2 separate regions of the Homo sapiens genome follow, and region 1 is linked to region 2. A link is a loop called in an ENCODE intact Hi-C map of the cell type or tissue named here. Cell type or tissue: endothelial cell of umbilical vein. All regions are shown on one strand. Links, peaks and the distances in the headings refer to the core of each region. The heading gives the core; the rest is flanking DNA.

Evidence for each region. Peaks named below come from ENCODE experiments on the same cell type or tissue, not always from the same donor. Only the 100,000 strongest peaks of a DNase experiment are listed, where the experiment ranks them.
Region 1: a loop joins it to region 2, with 1.9 times the contacts of the local background. A loop is called at or near these places in 2 of 110 quality-filtered maps.

What each region holds. Positions count from the first base shown.
Region 1 is chr7:55,080,463-55,093,218 of GRCh38, reverse strand. All of the region lies in intron 1 of EGFR (epidermal growth factor receptor), which reads right to left. Among named protein-coding and RNA genes, the nearest start is that of EGFR, 68 kb to the right of the region's middle. In endothelial cell of umbilical vein, for the core only: no CTCF peak of the experiment used is centred there; DNase peaks (open chromatin) are centred at 6,338 and 6,448; H3K27me3 peaks cover 3,454 bases.
Region 2 is chr7:55,189,167-55,199,384 of GRCh38, reverse strand. EGFR (epidermal growth factor receptor) reads right to left here. Exons shown (of 28, transcript NM_005228.5): 21 at 7,511-7,666; 22 at 6,544-6,619; 23 at 522-668. Among named protein-coding and RNA genes, the nearest start is that of EGFR-AS1, 5.3 kb to the right of the region's middle. RefSeq lists an enhancer at 6,416-7,301. In endothelial cell of umbilical vein, for the core only: no CTCF peak of the experiment used is centred there; DNase peaks (open chromatin) are centred at 4,594 and 6,454; H3K27ac peaks cover 1,921 bases.

The sequences.
Region 1 (12,756 bases), core at 2,308-10,307, 110 kb after region 2:
AGCTTGGTTCCAGCAGGAAGAGCTTACAGGCTTAGGCGCTGGAAGGAACCCAGCGGACCCCTGAGCTCATATTTTCTTCTAGATGTCAGTTAAGGAAATCAAGACAAACATAGGCTGAGTTTTCAAAGCCTCATTTCATTCTGGATTCTTTTGATTAAAATAGAAAGGCTCTTGTTTTGAAAATGCAGGGCAATCTAGGAAGAGGCACATAAAGTAGCCAATTACATGAACTCTGTCCATGTGGCTTTCAGACTTTAGAATCAATACTCTAATTGGTTATTCTTAAAAATGCTAGCAATAAAAAGCCCTCCAAATTCCTAATGTCTAATCCAATCTTGAAAGGGACAGATCTTTAGTAACATCATCAGAACCATATTTGTTATCTGCGAATTGCTGGAGATACGGTGCCGGTCCCACACCGCCCGCTGGCCCTGCCAGGAGCGGCTGACGCCGGGGCAGGCCGAGCTATCATTAGCCGGGCACAGGGATGATGTTCATCTGCCTGTCATGGTGCTCGGTGACATCTAATACTACGAGCTTGTTTTGATCTGGCGGAGAAGATATATGAAGTTGATTCCATAAAGCTATTTTGTTAAATAAAACAGCTTTCTTCAAAAACTGTCTTAACAATAATGTAATAAATATAGAAAAGAGGTCTAGGGAATGAAAATCAGAGTCATTTTATTTGCTGCATTTGTGGGGGTGGGTAAAATGTAAGAGGGTTGGGCTTTAAGCCTAGTTTTGATTGCAAGTGCCCTACACTATGAAATCACCAGGAAATTGGAGCCTGAATGTGGCCACTTAAGTGCAGGCCTCCAAGTGAGGCAGGGACTAATACCACTGATGCAAATCTTGCCAAAGTAATTAAGGCAAATGTTCAACCTGACAGGGAGCCACCCAGTCTCATCCTCTAGGGCACTCCTGGGCTTCTCAAATACATTGTAGGACTCAGCATCTAATTGAATTTTCAGACCAAATGCAAAAGGAAGGGAGGGCCGGTTTACAAAATTTCACTTGCCAATATTGTGCCGCAGAGCCTGTTTTCCTCCCCATTCTGTCCTGAGCAGAGCAGGAACCACAAGCAGCATGGAAGAACAGAGGTAGCCCGCATTAAACAGTTCTCTGAAAATTACAGCCTGCTATCCATTAAGCAGCTGTACAATCAAGTTAGTGGGCTGCAACCAGAATTTTTTTTTAAGGAGATAGAGTGGACTAGGAAATGCTAGGAGTAGATTAATCATTAATAAACCTTCATTAGAGCATGTATTATTTTGCCAAACTTTAGTTCTCTCTCTTTAGTTATCTCTCTCTCTTTCTCTCTCTCAGGGTGTGTGTGTGTGTGTGTGTGTGTGTGTGTGTGTGTGTGTGTGTTTACAGTGGGTCAGGGTTTGGATAAGTTGCTCTACGAGATGCCCTCTGCTTTGAAATCCTCTGAGTGTGAGTCTCCCCAGCTGCACACAGCTCCTCTGAGGCTGAAGTATCCTGCCAGCAACACAAGCCTGCCATTGTTTAAGTGCTACTCCTGGGCCCGGCTTGCCACTAGTCAGGACCAGATTTTAGAATGTAGTAGGGACTTGTATTGTCAATTAATGGAACTCTTTCCACCAATAGCTTCGACATGACATTTCTCAACTTATTCAACTCTCCCTGGCCTTACTCTCTGGAAGGTAACCAGGAAGCCTGTACTGTCGAAGGGAGGTGGGAGGGGTGTGGATAACTGCAGGCCCCACCCCCAACCCAACTGTGGCCTCCCCACACCCAGATGTGGCCCCCGCCACCAGCTATGGCTTCGCCTCTCATTCCCTGGCTGGTTACAAATCTTTGACTTACACATCTTTCACTGCATTAGGAACCACTATCACCAGAACCTTTCAAGATGGTAGTTTTCATCACTTTTTACCCCATAGTAGATAATTACAGATGAAAGACTGACTTATTTATCATATTTCATCATTGTAGCGCTTTTCCTGACATGACTGATCCTTTTCATTCAAAAGGCCCATTTTGCAAAGTTGAGGGCATCCTCTTTCAGAACGTGAAATTGTGCAAATCCAATACAAAACAAAACTAGAAATCGGGGTCTTTAAATTAGAAATTGGGGTGAAAATATTGTCACTATCACTTGCCAACTCAGCGATCTTGCACACTGGTACCTCTCAGGGACAGCTGAGAAGTCAGATGAGGTCAGGACAAAGTGCTAAACACAGTGCCTGACCCCCGGAGGAACATTGTATGTCTTGAAAAAGCAAAGTCACATTTAATAACAATCTCATATACAAAAGTATATTGTGTACATCATAAAATACCCAAATATAGGTTGGGTCCATCAACATCAGAATGCATTTTTCAGTTCTTCATGGTTAAAATGAGGATTTCTTCCACAAGTAGGAGTATTTCACTTTTTACTAGCCTCATTCCTGAAGCCAAGATGATTGTCTTTAGAAGAAAGATGTTTTTAAAATGATAAGATATATTTTGAATTTCCAAACAGTTAGTTACATATGGCTTTCTCAACAGACAAGCCTGGCCATTTTTTGGCATCTCAGGCTGTATGTCTGAGCTCTGATTTTCAATCAGGGTTTAGTACGGTATTTTTTAAGAGATTAGGTGAAACTTTCAGGTCATAAGATTTATGGTTTTAGTAAATCATGTGCTTTCTACCCTTTTAAATGCCTTCATGTTATGCTTTAACATCTATTTTGTTATTATATCTGAATCCTAAATAATATGGCCAAGTCAAGAAAATCTACACATAGGACCTTGAAGAAGATTCATGTGGCAGCAAAAGACCCAGGGTCTGGGAAGGGGCCCGAGGTCAGGGGCTTTTTGGCTGTGTGACCTTGGCTGGTGGCCTTTGTACTGCCAGCTTTTTCATCAGCACACAAGCGCTGTGTACCCTGGAGATCATTTGAAGTTCTTTAAAAAACAGAAAAAGGACCTGGTCATCAAAACTAAAAATGCACGTACAGCTCCTGAAAACATGAAGCACTTTGGGAAGCCGAGGTGGGTGGATCACGAGGTCAGGAGTTTGAGACCAACCTGACCAACATGGTGAAACCCTGTCTCTACTAAAACTATAAAAATTAGCTGGGCGTGGTGGCACGTGCCTGTAATCTCAGCTACTGAGGAGGCTGAGGCAGGAGAATCACTTGAACCCGGGAGGCAGAGCTTGCAGTGAGCCCAGATTATGCCACTGAACTCCAGCCTGGGCAACAGAGTGAGACTCCATCTCAAAATAAATAAATAAATAAATAAATAAATAAATAAATAAATAAATAAGTAGCATCACCTAGGCTCACATAGGTGAATTTGAACTGAATGAGTCCTTTGAGCAGCTTGTATTGACAGGAAAGAGGGCATCCTGCATAGCTGGTTAGAGGGAGGCCCCAAGAAGCAAATCCCGTGTGGTGGTCTCCAAGCCTGGCTGGAAAGAAACATGGGCTCCGGCAGGTTAGGGAAAGGTGAGAGGTGGGTCTGACTTTTGGATCATGTTTCAGACAAACCACAATGGAAAACACATTTTTGAGACAACTGGAGATGTGTCAGTAGGCTGGTTGTTGGGTAACATAAGAGATTTATGGCTAATTTTTAAGTTCGATGACAGCATTGTGATTATGTTTTAAAAATCATGCTTTTAGAGATTCATAACCATGAAACGGAGATAGTGTTGTGTGAAAGGATGGGATTTCTTGGATGAGACATGACTGGCCTTAAAATAGTTCAGAAATGGAAGGACAGATGTGGAAGAAAACAAACTTGATGATTTGGGGTTCTGGATATATATTAAAACTTATTCAAATAACTGAAAATTTAAAAATTCCTCCATTGAAAATCCTATTTGAATGGCACCCTCTGCCAGGCCTCCCTAGCAAGCCCTCCTTTGCGTGCACAGAGAAGTACGTATGAACAGTGCCCAGTGTACGGGCTGCAAAGCCCAGAACAAGCTAAATCCCCTTTTTAGTGACAGCCTCACAGAAGATGAGGGAGCCATTACATGCATAGGCTGACTTACACGTACTTCAGTTCAAAAAGCTCTCAAGCAAAGTAAAATTAAGTTAAAAAAAAGCAAGAGGCAAAACAATATGTATGAATGACATAAGCTCATATATACAAAAATATAAACAAAACCTAAATGATCGACCTTTATTTGTACATATATTTGTATGTATGTAAAATACACAGAAAAAATGCTGGAAGGATTCTTCCACAACTCTTGACAGTGGAGTGAAAGCATGGTTCTTGCTTTTTACCCTCTAATTTCCTGAAATCATTATACTTTTTACAAAGAGGAATATTTTTGCATGATGTACGTAAAATACAGCCAAATAAATAAGTAAGTAGAGACAAAAAATGATGGAGGGCGTGGGAGATGAGGCAGGGAGGCTGGATGGCCAGTCTCCAGAACTTGATGTTTTCATCGTCAAAGGGACAGGACTGAGTTGGATAACATTTTGGTTTCAATTGCGAAGGCCTTTCATTCCAGAAAGAAAACAGTGTCAGCATTACAGCCATGGGTTGACACATGGTTAAGGTCCCATTAGCAGCACGATGGAAGCTCCCCTGATAATCACAGGGAAAGCCAAATGACGGGAAAGGTCGCATGCCCAGAGGAACTCCCCTGTAATTTGTATTGTAATGAATTATTACCTTAACACAAGCATGTGCCAGGCATCTAATTTGCAAGTGCGGATGCCTGGCAGTTGACTTTAAAATCACTCTGGAATTATCCCTGTATAATCTGAACAACCAGAAGTGTGACCAGGGCTTTACCAAAAGGGAGTTGCACAAAAGGGTAAACTGCAGACTGGGAAGTTCCATGAACATGGAGGTACTGGACGCACCACGCTCTTTTTCAGGAAGAAGTCCTACACACATTTTCTGCGTCTGTTTTATAGACTGGACTGTGCACTCTTTCATGGGGCTCTTTGTGCGAAGGGGGCCTCCCCCATCCGCTCCTACCTTCAGCGTAGGGCCAAGTCCAAGTGGAATACAGCCTCTGAAAACATGGCTGCTTCTCACACTCCTGGGAGCCAGACCACTGCTCCTTTCCATGTACCTCAGGCTTTGTGGGGGCTTTTTATTCAGGTGGGAGAGAAATGGGCACTGGGGCAGGTGTGGTAGATGCCAAAGAAGTGAGAATGTGTGTGTGTGTGTGTGTGTGTGTTTATACCCTGAATTATATCAGAATGGAAGAAAGGAAATAGTATGTCCATCTGTTATCTCCTCTGTGGGCCTACCTCAATTAGCCACCAACACACATACACACCTGTGCTGCCTTTGATGAAGGAATTAAGAAGGCCCAAAGTGACTCATGTCACTTCCTTTCTGTGGCCTGCAACTCCAAAAGGAGAAGAGGAGAGGACGAGGGAGGGTGGGAAGGCCATTGCTCCTGGTTCCGGGGTGCCTCTCCCCTTGCCTGCTCAGGTTCCTGTAGGCCTCAGCTGTTGGTCAGTCCTTTCCACATCTTCGAGGAGACTCTGCCTGACAGGGCTGGCTAGAAGCTGGGTGCCTGGGTGTTCATGCTCTAATAAACCCAATCGGGAAGTTTCCAACTCATCACAACATCACAAAGAATGTGCAAGAAAATGCCGACTCTCTTATTTCTCCTTCAAAGTTTGATTAATGATTCTAGGAGGAACCAGAAATCCTTGGTGCCAATCAAACACATTTTGCCATACCTTTTAAACATTTTACACACAACCCATGTTTCATGAAAGCATGGCTCTTATCCCTTCGGGTGCATAGAATAAGACTGCCGGATAGAATGTTTCTGAGACCTGCTCTCTAATATTCTAACTCAGTAGGCCCTACGCAGGGCCTGAGAATGTGCATTTTCAGTAAGTGCCACTGCTGATGTTGATCAGTTCTCTAAGAAATTCTGGGTTAGCTATGGGATTATAAGCATATCCTCAGAGTACAGGTTTTTTTTTTTTTGTTTTTTTTTTAACAATTGAGAAACTACTTAAAGTGAACCTAAAATGGTGTGAGCCTGAAGTGCTTGCTGGGCAGCAGACAAGCTTTGCCAGCCTTGTGTTCTCAGTGGAAATGCAGCATCCGAGCCATCCTCTCTTCCCCCCGCTTGTGGTCAGCTCTAAATAGCACACTCACAGCGCGGGGGGAAAATATTTTTCCCTGTTTCAAGTGGGCAGTGGAAGTAGTGAAAGCCTAAGTAAACTCTGACCAGTAGATAATGGGCCATTATAACTCTGGATGACTTCCTGAATGACCCTGAAAAATGACTTCTCATTTCCTGCCTGCAGAAAAGAGAAATATTAAGATAGTGTTGTGTGCAAAAAAATGCAAGCTTGCAATGAGAGATGCAGAGCGTGAGGGAGAGAGGCACGAGGGGGTGGAGAAAAAAGACAGAGAATTTGAGGTTGACTCACGGCTTTGAAGGGAAAACAAGAAGAGGAAGAAAGTCTGTTCTCCCATGGGTCGTCAAACCCCACACTTCACACATCTTTCCCATGGGGCTGCCAGCTGCCGCCACATCACAGCTGTGCTGCCACCCAAGTGTGCCGCCTCCACAGCGGGAGCGACCTAAGCGTGGCCACCTCTGCCTCTGGAGGGCCTGCCTGCTGGCCAGCGGTGGCCGCCCCAGACCCGGGTGACTGGGCAGCACAGTAGCCCGCCTGGGCAGGGCATGAAATTAACGAGGCAAAAGAAGCCACAGAGAGATGAAAGCATAGAAGAAAAAAAGTCACCCTGCAGCTCAAATTAAAACAGAAAACTCTGCTGCTATACTTGGTCTTATTCCAAGAAGCTGCCAGGAAAGAATTGACTCACAGAAAAGCCACAGCTTCATTTTTTCCCATACTCAAGTGATATGTCTTTCCAGGGCTTTTTTCTTCAAAGGGAAAGGGAGCAAAATAACCTCACTTTTCTGCATTACCATAGACTATCTTATATAATTTTTTTACAGCCTGTAATGGCTGGTTGAGATACCAGCTGACAGTGTAGTGGATGAAGGCTCCGGGGTGCAAGCCCCTGGCTGTCCTGGCCAGCTCTTTAACTCGAGCAAATTACTTACTCTCTCTGAGCTTCCCTTTCCTCGGCAGTAACATGGAGGTATTGAGCAGAGAAATTGTGAGGCACTGTAGACACGAGATAATTCACAAAAATTGCACGGCACGGGACCTGGCACATAGTCAGCACTTCACAAACAGTGGCTCTCATAAGGTAGTTAATAGTGGTTTCAAACTATGTGTCAAATCTAAGGGAGGAAGAGGGGCTTCTAGGGGGTGGGGATGGGAGGGAATGTTCCAGTACAAATCTTGGTATTGTCAAACTTGGGGCAGCATGCTCAGGAGACAAAACACGGAGGCACATCTGCACAAGCTCAAATTCTACTTCTGCCACTGCATCAGTTGGGCCACTGTGGCTCCTCATTTCCTTATTTTTAAAAGAGCTGATGTGAGAACGAGCTGATTTAATGTGTAAAATACCTAGTGCCAGCAGACAGAAGGTACCCGCTACACACCAGCTCTGTACTCTGCCTTGATCCTTCGCAATTTTCGTTAGCAGAATTCCACCACGCACTACTGACTTTATGGTATGGCTAAAACCAGAATTCTAAATGTTCAAGGATTCTTGTGCAGTTACTTCAGCAGGAGTTTTCAGAAAGTGGGAGAAATACTATTTATGAAGCACCACCCATGTGCTTTAGTCTTTCTACATTGTTAGGTTTTCATGATAATACTTTAGAGATAAGAACACTCCTCATCTCATGGACAACGGAACGGGCTCTACAAGAGGGCGTGCACAGTGGACCTGGGGTCTGACGCCCACCCTGCTCTCTGCACCTGGAGCCCACCAGCATCCTGCTCCCCATGCTGCCTCCCCTGGAAAAAGAGACACATGCAAATGATGAAGCATGCAGGAGCCACATGGAGGTTTTATAAACTTAAAAGGATTTACATGAATGCCTCAGAGAAGGGGCAACCCAATGTCAACTCTGATACCCCAGGCATGATACCACTGACAATGTGTCTGCTGGCATCAGTTGGAAAACAATGCAAATATCCTTCATGTGATTAAACACAACATGCCTGTGACATTGTTTTTTTTTCTAGCCAGGCTGACTGTTGTCCTGTAGGCTTCCAAAGGCTGCTGGTGCCCTGACCTTCAGCTCCTAAATTACCATCTGAAGGACAAGGACTGGGGAAGGGAAGGAGAATTTGCATTTGAGCGTACCATTCCGTAGGTCATTCCAGAGAAACTGTGCCTTCCTCCCGGTTGACTCTCCGCTCACTGAGTGTGACAATATGCCTGACTATGGAAGATCACGGATGGGGCTGTACTGCCCTGCTACCGAGAACCTGGACAGAAGACAGCAGGTGAGCCCTGGAGGCTGGAATGAATGGCTAAGAGCATCTCAGGACTCCACTTCTCTGAAGGCAAAATCCAATATGCCAAATTCCTCTTCCTAATAAAAGCCCTTTAAATATTTGAAGACAGCTATTATAACTCCTCTTAGTTTTCTCCCAGATAAATATCCACATTTGCCTTCATCCGTCACTTGACTTTTCTCAAGTGTCTTCCCCATCCTCTGACCATTCCAGTTTGTAAACATTCCTCCCAAGTGTAGCCTTGTAACTGAACTCTTCTAATCAACAGAAGCTTGTCCAGCTTTATTATATCTCTTAATGCAACTTGACCCAAATGCATGATAAATATCAGTCCCATGGTTAGGTTATATGGCAAAGTTGAAGTTGTGCAGATGTAATTAACATCCCAAATCAGCTGGTTTTGATTTAATACAAAATGAAGTTATCCTGAGTGGGCCTGACTTAACCAGGTAAAAGCCATGAAGAATGGACTGAGCCCTCCTGGAGGCACATGCTTTCCCACTGGGCCTGGAGAAGCAGGCGGCCATGCTAAGAACTGCTTATGGAGAGGGTGGCCTCTAGGAGCCAGGACCTCAGTCCTACAGCCTCAAGAAACTGAATTCTGCCAAGAACCCTTATGAGCCTGGAAGAGGACCTGGAGCTCCAGATGAAAACATACTTTGTGAGTCCCTGAGAACCCAGACCCTGACCCACAGAAACAGAGATAAGAAGTGTGTGTTGTTTTAAGCTATGACATTTGTGGTTTTGTGTGCCAACCTCATAACTTGGGCTTACATCTCATCATGGTAAGCCAATCTCTATCTTTCATAGGGGCATTTGTTAAACCACCTTTCTTCCACTCAGGATATTTGTTACTGATTTGGCCTTGACCCTGTTATTAATAAATTCCCTGATTTTGTTCCATTCATTTGGGTCTGTATTTTAGGATCCCAATCTTGCTAACCTATATGTTCTAATCCCTTCCTCTTGATTTCTTGTATTCCAAAAACCTGAGGCACTCATTTAAACTGGCCAATCATTCCCAGGATGTTACTTCTTGACTCATCAAAGTAATCAACAGAGACAATGGGTTTCATTTTACCAAAAACTTCCAGTATATTTAAACATTAATGCATGTCTGCATTATATTAGTTCACATATTTTTAAAACACAAATTCGACTAATAAGTAGCCATTTTTTTTCAGGAAGAAAAAGATTCGCTTTCTTCAGTAGATGCAGCAAAGATCTCCCCTTGGCCTGAAAATAATTTAAAACCATGATATTAATTGTACACACATGCGCACAGTGTGCCTCGCCATGTGCCTGTTTTGGTTATACTGCAGACAGGCTTTCATGCCCTTCTAAGAGTGACCAACCATGTGTTTTCTCATAAGACATTCACCAAAGATGACATTCAGCAGAGAGGTCTAGACCACTGACGTCAGGCGTCTGTTACAGTCCTGGATGAGGGAGGCCACAGTGGAGTGAGTCAAGAAGAAAATCCCAGGGAAACCCTTTACTGGAGTTCAAGGCTGAGTTATTGTCTAAAGAATACCAAGGAAGTGAACATGATGATTGAAATACATTCTGGAGATCATATGCTTCAGGCTGTCAGCGATGCTGGTGACATTGCCATGGTTAATGCTACTAAATAAAGTCAACGTCTCCAAGAACGAGTGCATAAATTACTATGTGTCATCAGTTGGATTGTTCAATAAGGTATGTTCAAGTCCTAACCTCCAGCACTTGTGAAGTAACCTTATTTGAGAATGGGGTTTTTGAAGATGTAATGGAGTTGAAATGAGGTCTTACTGGTATAGAGTGGGCCCTGATTCAGTGATGGGTGTCCTCATAAGGAGATGGAAACACAGACACACAGAGAGGAATGTGAAGGCACAGAGACAGACATGCAGGAGAACTCACTGTGAGGATAGAGGTGGAGATCGGAGTTTTGCATCTACAAGGCAAGGAATGCCAAGGGCTGCTGGGAACACCAGAGGCTGGGGAGAGGCCAGGGGCATCATCCTCAGCAGGTTTCAGAGAGAGAGACTCTACTGACACCTTGATTTTGGACTTCTGGCTTCCAGAGCTGTAAGCAAATAAATCTGCAGCTTCTTAAGCCATGGCAAGGATGGTGATCTGTTAGAGCAGCCCTGGGGAAGCCACACACTACGGCTGCCCTGCACGAGATGTCTCAGGAGGGTCTCAGATGAGGCTGCTGCCCGGAGCCACAGGGACGAGTGGTCTATTGTATGTCTACACTGGAGCGAAAATGAACCATGAAATGAAAAAAATGAAAACCCTGGGTAATAATCCTTATGAGACAGGAAGAAACAAGAAACAATCATAGTAAGATGCTGTCCTGCTTTCTCCCTTGGGTGGTTTTGTGTCTAGGCAATCTCCTTTTTAGCCTTGGATGCCACCCACTGAGTTTAAATACAACTATTGCTGTGAGTCTCCAAAAGGCTATAAAGTCACAGGTAGGAGACAAGGGAAACAAACAAGCCAAAACACCAAAGCTGCTTATGAAGAAAATGTGGGCAGGGGTGGGGTACAGAGGGGAGGAAAGGAAAGGGAGGGGCATGTAGGATTGTGCATCCTTTACAAGTAGGAGGTGTTCAAGGACTACCTTTTTTCTCTTTGAGGTATCAGGAATGACCCAAGTTCCTTCACATATCTGACACTCTAACAGCTTTCTCATCCTGATATCACTTGGTAAGATCAAATAACTTTGGTTTGATCACTGATCCACTAATGTCCCCAGTTACCTACTTTGTACAGTGAGAGGAAGGCCCTAGATTGGGATTTCAAACTGTGGGACACCACCCAGCCTGCATTGTGAAATCACTGGAGTGGGTCACAACCAGCATAACAAGGAACAAAAAGAAAAATAAACAGAAAAGAATAGACAATATCAGAGTGATATCGTAAAGGCAGTATTATGAAAGTTTAGATACAGCTGTATGTGTGCCATGATATTAAAATGTATTTCTTACTTTGGTAAGGTCAAAAATGTTTGAAAGCCACTGAAATAGATGTTATCTGGGAAACTTTCCTGTGCTGCTTTTTGTGAGCCTATGATTAGCTCCAGAATTCCTTACAGAGTAAATTAGAACACACTGACAGCACGTTTTGGAGAGAGAAAAAAGCTTGCAAATAAAAAAAAAAAAACCAGTCTAAAACAATCTCTTCCTGTCACAGACACTGATGAATTGTGCAGTGATGGCCCCTCCTCGCCCAGGGTTAGTGGGTGATTTGGTAATAGCCTGCTTGTCCTGGGAGCACGGAAGGATGGTTTTGCTTTAGCTATGGAGAGACCGAGGGGCAGAATTCAGGGGCTGCTCTCACCTCTGCACGATGGCAGGTGGCTGAGGACAGGTCAGCTCAGGCATCTCAGGCTCTCGCTCACAGACACCACACTTTACCACCTGGCCTTTGTCGGGAGTCTGCAACACTCATTGCGAAGAAGAAAGCCAGGTCCAGTCTAAACAAGACTCCTTCGTGGCAGCAGTGTGAACAGTCTAGGAAAAGATGCAGTTACCCTGCTCAGCACAGCCCCCTCCAACCGTCCACAGAATAGAGTATCTCCGTTACGGTGTGTGGCCCTGGCCCAGACTGTACCAAACAATACAGTTCCTTCTGCCGCCAAAAGTCCATGATTGATAATTGCCCTGTTAATCATTTCCATTCTGATCTGCAAGGAACCCTGCCAAAAGTATGTTTCAAAATGCTTTCTGTTCAAATTAAATTGCTGTTGTTTTACATGAGGAAAAATACTACCTGGGAAAATGTTTGACAAAAATGTGGCAATTAAGTGCACTTTTGAAGCACTTAAAATCCAGGATTGAGCTTTCAATCTTTGATGTGCACCTTTTGCAGGGCATTTCTAAGTAGTATAGTGGCCAAAAGGAAGCTTTATCATCCTGACTGGCACCCATACGTCCTGATAAATGGCTAGTGTCACTAGATCACCCCTGGGTCCTAGTTGTACAGGGAGGGCTATCCCACACCTGTCCCCACCACATCCACGACAAGTGAATAACATTTATTTTATCTTATTTTTAAATTTACATAAAGAGACAGTATATATTTATGGTATACAACATGATGTTTTGATATATGTATCCATTGTGGAATGGCTACATCAAGCTAATTAATGACTGTATTACTGCACATACCTTTTTTTGGTGTGGTGAGAACACTTAAAATCTACTCTCTTAGCAATTTTCATGTATACAATACATTGTCACTAACTACAGTTACCATGATGTGCAATAGATCTCTTTAACTTATTCCTCCTGTCTAACTGAGATTCTATGTCCTTTCACCAAATCTCCCCAAGCTCACACCTTCCCAGCCCCTGGTAACCACCATTCCACTCTCTGCTTCTCTGAATACAATTTTTTAGATTCCATGAAGGAGTGAGATC
Region 2 (10,218 bases), core at 2,219-10,218:
CTCGTGAATCTGGTAGAATAATAGCATCAATCAAATTACACACTCTTATTTAGATTGAAATGTTTAAATGCCACACTGCAGAGACTTCACATAAATCCACTGGTTTAAAAGGTTTAAGTCAAAGCAGAAATGTTGACTCTATTAGCCTTATGTTGTTACTCACTGCCATGCATTTAAAAACATTCAGTCTCTCTGGTAACAGGCTTCAAAATATAGGGCAACTCGGTATTTCATTGAGTAACTCAGCGAATAGAATATTTTGGTGTAATGGCTTGCGGAAGACTTTAGTTTTATTTATTTGCTTGCAAACATGGGCAAATGTCAGGTCATACTGCCCAATGAGTCAAGAAGTGTCTTTAAAAGAATGCTTGAAGGGGTATTTACAGATGTTTCTGGATTTGTGTGCCTGCCTTAAGTAATGTGATGACATTTCTCCAGGGATGCAAAGGCCTCAGCTGTTTGGCTAAGAGCAGCCACCAAGGCTCAGCTAGGCAGTGTGGACAGACCCACCAGTCACTCACACTTGACCATGATCATGTAGACATCGATGGTACATATGGGTGGCTGAGGGAGGCGTTCTCCTTTCTCCAGGATGGAGGAGATCTCGCTGGCAGGGATTCCGTCATATGGCTTGGATCCAAAGGTCATCAACTCCCAAACAGTCACCCCTGAGAGGATGAAGCAAGAAAAGAAGGCAGTGGGATCATGAATGAACAATCACAATCCCTTGCTTTAGTCATCATTACTGGTTACTGTTTCTTGATGTTTAGAAACCTACATTTCTGTAGTCTTGGGCAATTTGCTTCAATGCTGGAAGCCTCAGTCTACCTCTCTATAAAGTGGGGTAATAGCAGTATCTGTTTCACAGGATTGCTGTAAGGACCCAACAAGATAATACAACTGAAATGCTTAGTGCAATGCCCAGCAAGTAGTAAGTGACTGATAAGTGGTAAACTTTGGTAATTAACAATAAAGACAACAGTAACTCTACTAGCATAAGTATTATGCTCCAGACAGGATACACACTCAGTCACCTGCTCTGAGGGACCTGTATCTGCAGAATGAGGAAGATGCAGATTCTGAACAGGGCTGTAAACTGCACATTTTTAGATCATAAAAAAATTGGAAATGAAAAAGCTTAAGTTCCATTTGATAAAAATAAAAACCTCAGGAAGAAACTGAATCCCTGAACAGACCAATAATGAGCTCCAAAATTGAATCAGTAATAAATAGCCTACCAACCAAAACAAAGCCTAAGACTAGATGGATTCATAGCCAAATTCTACAAGATGTACAAAAAAAGCTGGTACCATTCCTACTGAAACTATTCCAAAAAAATTGAGAAGGAGGGACTCTTCCTTAACTCATTCTATGAGGCCAATGTCATCCTGATACCAAAGCTTGGCAGAGATACAACAAAAAAAGAAAACTTCAGGCCAATATCTCTGATGAACATAGACATAAAAATCCTCAACAAAATACTGGCAAATCGAATCCAGCAGCACATCAAAAAGCTTAAGCCACCACAATCAAGTCGGCTTCATCCCTGGGATGCAAGATTGGTTCAACATATGCAAATCAATAAATGTGATTCACCACACAAACAGAACTAAGGACAAAAGCCACATGATCATCTCAATAGATGCAGAAAAGGCTCTCAATAAAATTCAACATGTTTAAAATTCTCAATAAACTAGGTATTTAAAGAACAAACCTCAACATATTAGCCATCTATGGCAAACCCACAGCCAACATCATATTGAATGGGCAAAAGTTGAAAACATTCCCCTTGAAAATTGACACAAGACAAGGATTCCCTCTCTCAACACTCCTATTTAACATAGTATTGGAAGTCCTGGCCAGATAAATCAGGTGAGAGAAAGAAATAATGGACATCCAAACAGGAAGAGAGGAAAACAGCTATCTCTGTTTGCAGATGACATGATCCTATATCTAGAAAACCCCATAGTCTTGACCCAAAACCCCTTAAGCTGATAAACAACTTCAGTGAAGACTCAGTTGTACAAAATCAATGTACAAAAATAATTAGCATTCCAATATGCCAACAACAGTCAAGCTGAGAACCAAATCAGGAATGCAATTCAATTCACAATTGCCACAAAAAGAATAAAATACCTAGAAATACAGTAAACCAGGAAAGTGAAAGATCTCTACAATAAGAACCACAAAACACTGCTTAAAGAAATCAGAGATGACACAAACAAATGGAAAAACATTCCATGCTCATGGATAGAAAGAATCAATATCATTAAAATGACTATACTGCCCAAAGTATTTTATAGATTCAATGTTACTCCTATCACACTACCAATGAGATTCTTCACAGAACTAGAAAATACAATTTAAAAATTCACATGGAACCAAAAAAGAGCCTGAATTGCCAAGGCAATCCTAAGCAAAAAGAACAAAGCTGGAAGCATGATGCTACCTGACTTTAAACTACAGGGATACAGTAACCAAAACAGCATGGTACTAGTACAGAAACAGACATACAGACCAATGAAACAGAATAGAGAGCCCAGAAATAAGGCTGCACACCTACAACCATGTGATCGTTGACAAAGTTGACAAAAAAAAAAAAGCAATGAATAAAGGACTCCCTACTCAATAAATGATGACTAGCTAGCCATGAAGAAGATTGAAACTGGACTCCTTCCTTACACCATACACAAAAATAAACTCAACATGGATTAAAGACTTAAATGTAAAACCCCAAACTATAAAAACCCTGGAAGACAACCTAGGTAATACCATTCTGGATATAGGAATGGGCTAAGATTTCATGATGAAAACACATCAAGCAATTGCAACAAAAGCAAAAATTGACAAATGGGATCTAACTAAACTGAAGATCTTCTGCACAGCAAAAGAAACTATCATCAGAGTGAAGACAACCCACAGAATGGGTGAACATTTTTGCAAGCTACAAATCTGAGAAGGGTCTAATAACCAGCATCTATAAGGAACTTAAGTAAATTCACAAGAAAAAATTAAACAATCCCATTAAAAAGTGGGCAAAGGACATGAGCAGACACTTTTTAGAAGAAGACATACATGCAGCCAACAAGTATATGAAAAAGAGCTTAACATCACTGATCATTAAAGAAATAAAAATCAAAACCACACTGAGATACCATCTCATACCAGTCAGATGGCTATTATTGAAAAGTAAAAAAAAAAAAAAATCCCAACACATGCTGGTGAGGTTGTGGAGAAAAAGGAATGCTTTTACACTGTTGGTGGGAATGTAAATTAGTTCAATTATTGTGGAAAAGAGTGTGGCAATTTCTCAGATAGCTAAAAACAGAACTACCATTTGACCCGGCAATCCCATTACTCAAAGGAATATAAATCATTCTACCATAAAGACATATGCATGCGTATTTTCACTGCAGCACTATTTACAATAGCAAAGACATGGAATCAACCTAAATGCCCATCAATGACAGACTGGATAAAGAAAATGTGGTACATATACACCATGGAACACTAGGCAGCCACAAAAGAGAATGAGATCATGTACTTTGCAAGAACATGGATGGAGCTAGAGGCCATCATCCCTAGCAAACTAATGCAGGAACAGAAAATCAAATACCGCATGTTCTTACTTATAAGTGGGAGCTAAATGATGAGAACACATGGACACTTAGAGGGGAACAACACACACTGGGGTCTATAGGACGGTGGAGGATGGGAGGAGGGAGAGGATCAGGAAAAATAACTAATGGGTACTAGGCTTAATCCCTGGGTGATAAAATAATCTGTGTAACAAACCCCCATGACACAAATTTACCTATATAACAAACCTGCACATGTACCCCTGAACCTAAAATAAAAGTTAAAAAAATGTCAGGTACTAAAATCTAAAAAATACGAAACCACAATATAGATATAACAAGCATAGAATAAAAACCCTCATGTTTTTCCTTCAAAATCAAACAACTATGATGGTTAAAAACAAGTGAAAGCAGTGATAATTTTAGAACCAGTGTTTTTTCAGACAACCCCGAGTTCTGATGGCCCTCCCATCTCTGGGTAACAGAGGCCATTCCCAAACGGAACCACCTGAATTAATACACAGAATACAAGCTTAACATTGGAAGGAAAGCAATGGTTTGGGGGCAAGAAAATAGATTCTTGTGTCATCCCCTGCCCCCAACTCATAGTCTATATGGATTTGTAAAAGAAAGACTGTCTCATTTCCAGATCTATGCAGTCAGTTTAACTACTATTTAACTAGGTTTTTAAACATGTATGATGAATTCTAGTGGGAAGACAGGTTATTAGATTTTGGAACAAACAGCGAGAGAGAGGAGAGCCAGTATAGCCAGTGTTAGGTGGAGAATGGGCTGGAAGGTGTTGCGAGTTCTCTCTTTTTAGCTCCTTGGTACAACACACTAGGCCCCTAATTTATTAAATTGAATAATTCACCTTGACTAGAGACTAGAGAGTAGAGAAAACAGGATATGATTTTTAAACAAAAAATTCAGGCTCATGGTCTGGTAGTTCCAGTGGGCTGCCTAGGCCAGTGATTATAATCTGCCGTGGCAGCCTCAATGATGTTGAAAACACACAATGTTTTCAGTGGGAACGGACTTCCTGAGAATGGGTGTGACCACATCAAGGCACTAAGCCACTGACTTTGAGAGGGCTTCCACTTGTGCATGGAGTGTGGGCATTGCGCTGGCACACACAGGCTATGCCTGGAGCGTGACGGGAGGGGGACCTGGTGGACGGGAGAGTTGCCAGGGCCAGATGGCCCAGCAACCCATCAGTCATGGCCAGGTGCTCAGGTTTTATCTGAACATACCTGGAGGACCAAAGAAAGATGTTGAGCAGAGAATGAAAAGTCTGATAAAGTTAAAAAATATGCACTTTGGGAGGCCGAGGCGGGCAGATCATGAGGTCAGGAGTTCGAGACCAGCCTGGCCAACATAGTGAAACCCTGTCTCAACTAGAGATACAAAAAATTAGCTGGGCATGGTGGTGTGCGCCTGTAATCCCAGCTACTCAGGAGGCTGAGGCAGGAGAATCACTTGAACCCGGGAGGTGGAGGTTGCAGTGAGCCGAGACTGCACCACTGCACTCCAGCCTGGGTGACAGGGCAAGACTCTGTCTCAAAAAAAAAAAAAAAAAAGTTAAAAAATATATGTGGCCTCTGTCTGGAGCATAGATGAGGGGGAGCAAGTGGGAAGAGGGGAGACCAGCAGGAGACCGGGCTGTGCCTGGAGTGGGAGGGGCGGGCTGCTTGAGGACAAAATAAATGGCTTGGGGCAGGACCCTGCAGTTCCCTCGTGGAGAGGAGATACATTCTGAAAATGGCTGTAAATAACAATGCATCAGCAGACCTTTATTTCCTTATCTGTTCCATTAATTGAGGTGGCTCAGCTCACAGGTGCACACCAAACTTCACTTATTCATGGACACAAATCTCTGCCTTTGTATCATAAATCTTACATTTTAACAGAAGAGATAAAGACTCAGGAAATTTAAAAATGTGTATGTATTTGGAAAATCAGAAAGTTAATAATGCTATAGGAAAAAGAAAAAATACTAAGTAAAAAAGGACGATATCCCAAATAATTTTGCTTTTGTAATACTGACTAGATTATTCTTGGAAATTCATTTCAATAGTGTTCTCCTCAAATACACATTTCTAGAGAGGTGAGGCGACTCCTCCCTTGCTCCTGTCGCTGTAGATGGCTGGGGTAACTTATTTTCCTCAGTGAAGGGGTAGGTTCATGGGTTCCAGCCTTTCAGTAAGTTGCTGGGTGAAATTCAAGGACCAAGTGCGGTAATTCAGCAGAAAATGCCTGGCACAGCGGTCAGAGACAATGTGTCAGCAACACTTTCTCAACATGGGAGGCCCCTGTAGGCTCAGGACAGGGCAGGGACCTAGGGCCGGGTGAGGAGAGCGGCCCTCGTGAGGATGGGTACAGGCCAGTGCTGGGCAACACTGGGATTCAGAAGAGGAAACAGAGAATCCCCAGGGCCGGACCAGATGGTCCTCCCGAGAGCGAGAAGCAAGGGTCATCTCCCTTTCTTCTTTTATCCCTGCAGACATCCTCAGTGTGTGTTTGTCAAGCCGTTCTCTCTGACACATAAGGGCCAGGGTAGTTCATCTTAAGCCTCATTTCTCTACCGGAACTATTCCCCATTAAGCTTCTTCTGCCACCTCCCTCTGGTTCACTTCAAATTCATGGCAACATTAATGGTTTGGTTAACGTTAAAGTTTGGTTGGACTTTGCAGGGAGAGCCGTTTCCTAAGCTCTTTCCCTCCCATACCCCCCACCCTGCCAGACGAGCTCATTGCAATCTCCAGTGACTTTTGGACGGCAGCTGGACTCGATTTCCTCTGCCGTGTTTTCTCAGTACAATAGATAGACAGCAATGATTACATTATCATTAGTCATTATCTCGAAAGAAAATACTTGCATGTCAGAGGATATAATGTAAATTAACTAACAATAAAAGCCAGCTTGGCCTCAGTACAAACTCATTAGCATCAGGATTATGACTCACCGTAGCTCCAGACATCACTCTGGTGGGTATAGATTCTGTGTAAAATTGATTCCAATGCCATCCACTTGATAGGCACCTTGGGATGGTGAGAGATGAGGCAGTGAGACAACTATTAGTTTCCCTCTGTTGGAAAAAGTTAACTCACTCTGGACCTAATTACGAGTGACACACACAGACGAGCCAGATCACCCCAGGACCCGTCCCCCAGGCCCGGCGCCTCCTCCCGGCAACAGGGGATTTCAGTCTGACGGAGTTCAGGGCTGCTCTGGTAGGTTTCTGAGCACCCTCTGTGTCCCAGGCTGCTCTGGTGAGCTGGGAGCCCTGGTTGTGCCCAGTGGCCTCACTCATCCAGGTCTGCGTGTGTTTTCAGGGCCCAGCATCATGGGTTGGTGGCTGCTAGGAGCCAAGCAGGCCAGAGTGAAACCTCAGAGGGGCCTGGCTGTGGGAGGGCATTCGAGGGCCTGACAGGGGACGCGCACCCCTTAGTGCTGTGAGGGTCCCTAAGAGAAACCGAGCCAGTGAAGGGAGAGAAGGACTCCATTGCTGCCTGTCCCAGCCACGAGCCACAGACAGCCCTGGGAGCTCGGGTCCGCATGGGGCCTTTCCTGTTCCTTAGGTGTCCTTGACAGCAGTGGACCACCAAGGCAGCTGTGACCTTTCCCAATTGCGCTATTGAAGGGGACTTATATATCCTGCAGGGAGAGACTGAAACCTAACATTTGCTAATGATCACCTGGGGATAACATCCTCATTCACTGTCCCAGCAAGTACTGTTCCCAAAGCAGCTCTGGCTCACACTACCAGGAGACCCTGGCTGGACCCAGCTGCCAGCAGCAGCTGCTGCGAGCTCACCCAGAATGTCTGGAGAGCATCCTCCCCTGCATGTGTTAAACAATACAGCTAGTGGGAAGGCAGCCTGGTCCCTGGTGTCAGGAAAATGCTGGCTGACCTAAAGCCACCTCCTTACTTTGCCTCCTTCTGCATGGTATTCTTTCTCTTCCGCACCCAGCAGTTTGGCCAGCCCAAAATCTGTGATCTTGACATGCTGCGGTGTTTTCACCAGTACGTTCCTGGCTGCCAGGTCGCGGTGCACCAAGCGACGGTCCTCCAAGTAGTTCATGCCCTGAAACAGAGAAGACCCTGCTGTGAGGGACAGATCATCATGGGAAGAAGCTCTGCATCCGAATTCAGGGTCATGTTCATGCCAGGCTCTGAGCCTCTCCACGTCGAGGACTTATGGCTGGCGAACGTTAGTGACTACTGATCCAAAGAATGGAAAGGCGCATGAAAGAAGATGTAACCCGCTGCTGACCATTAACTTTTCTCCATCCAGTTCCTCAAGTTTTAAGTCCAGAGGTGCTCGTATATGAGGACAAAGAAGAGCAGGAGCTCTGCTGCCCAGTTGAGACCTGGGCTTGAACTTACTGGACTTGCCAGGCTGACCTTCCTGCATGTGGTTTATCTGCAAAGTGGGGGTGGGGGGTGGCGGGGACCATGCCCTCCTCACCAAGCTGGTGCAAAGGAATGTCGTTCAGGGTTTTTAAGCCACACTCTCATTGTGCTTTCTTGGACTCTCTGATATGGTTCACTGCCTATGAAGATTTTTGTCCTGTTTTACTTTTCACTGGTTTATTATTATTATTATTACTGAAACCACATGGATACTGAAAATGCTTTTAGAAGACACCACCCTCCCCACCTCCCTGGCTGCCTCCACAATCTCGCTGCAATTGAAATCTCTGCTCTGAGAGTAAGAAAGGAATAATATGTGAGAAGCAGCCAGCACAGCGCCCAACAGAGTGAATTCCTAGAAATGCTACCCTGACCCTGGCTGATCCTGACCCACGGCCTCTGGTGTCCTTGTCACATGCACCTTTCTCCCTGCTGGCTGCTGGGGTCACTGCTGACCCCTGCTCCTCCTTGCTTGACGGATGCCTACCTTGCTGAGCCCAACTGTCCCAGGCTTTGGCCTAAGAATGGCAGCCTGCATCTCTCTGCAAGGGCCAGGCTGGCAGGTGGGAGAGGCTGGGAGGGGTCAAGTTCTGCAGACTTCTTATTATTGTTTCTACCACACTCTCTTCTCTCTCCACCAAGAGGGTGGGCCACCTTTCTAGTTCCCTTTATGGCTGATGTTCATGTACTTTCTAGTACAGAGTGGGCACGACAGAAATGCTTGCTGCGGTGCAGCAAACAGAAACAAACAGGCATCTCTAGCCTGCTCCACTCTGCCGCTCCTGTATGGAGGGATCCCACTGTAGTGTGACTGCAGGGAAAAGCTGTAGATGTGGATGGATTCCCAAGTTTTCTGGCAAATTGTTTTTTTTTTGCATGAATATTATGTGAAAATGATTTGTTGAATTGGCATGTCAGAGCAAAATTAAAATTTTTTCTTTCTCAGGCAAAACCAGTCATCATAAGAACCTAGGGTCTCGCAAAGATGCTATGCAGAATTAGTCTTTGGGCGCCGTTTGTGAGGCCTTTAATGTTTTTCTCTTTTGGAAAAGAGACGCTTGCCTGACACCCACGTCTCATGACTACATGGACTGTCCCCTCACCCTGCACTGCCGAGAGCGCTCCTACGGGTTTCCGATGCTGCTGGACGTTAGTGCTTCCCTGCCTACTTAAGAGGAAATGAGCAGGTTCTTCTCTGGACAACACTTCCAGATTAGGAAGTATTATGTCAGGATGGTGGGTGGAAAGGGAGAGGAGAGGGGGGGCAGAAGCCGAGGAAGCGCTTCCCAAAAGAGGACTGGCCCAGACTCCCTGCTACTCTGGCAGCCTGGGTCTCCTTCAGAGGCAAGCTCCCTGCCCCCGCTGTCTGCCTCGTTTGACTCCTGCGATGCTGACTTGCTCTCTGCCTGGTACCCTGTCTCTTACAGAGCAAGGCCTCTGTTTATTAAATATCATGAACTCCTGCCCATTCGAAAGGGAGAGTTAGGCTCAGCCTCTTGCTGGTTCAACTGAGTGTCTACCTTCTTGGCTGTGTGAACTCCCAGGCTATCTCCTCTTCTCTCTTCTCTGTCCCTTGATTTCTCACCCTCACCCTTGCTTTCTCCTTTCTTTCTACCCTGTTCGTTCTTCACATTTGTACCTTTTGTTCGTTCTTCACATTTGTTGAAGGCGTCCTCTGTGGTAGCTGTTGAGCAGGAGTGGCACAGGCCTACAGTAAAGAGCCACACACAAGTCCCCATGCAGAGGACCAGGAACCTCTCCCTTTCTCCCTCTCTATTTAAAATGCGTGGTTTCTACATATTCATTAAGCCCACAAGGAGGCCCTCAGAGCACATTCCCAGCTTCGTTTCACCACCACTGCTAACTTTCATTCTGCCTCTTTAAATGCTTAGCGGAGATTTTGGTATACTGGGCACATTTTTAAAACGGCCTGTTGAAGAATGAACAACTGAATGAATGAATGATTGAATGACTGGTGATAGCAGCTGACAGTGCTGAGCACTGGCGATGTGCCAGCCCTTTCACACACGTCCGTGCAGACACCTTTTCTATCCCAGTCCCCACACGACCACCTCGTTAGATGACCTGGGGTCCAGAGACTGAAGCATGTGGCTGCACAGACCAAATACCCTGAGACCCCAAGACCACTACTGGGACCATGGCTTTAATTGCCCTGCTGGGAAATGCACCTGCTAAGCCAGAGGCTGCTTGGGGTTTTATATA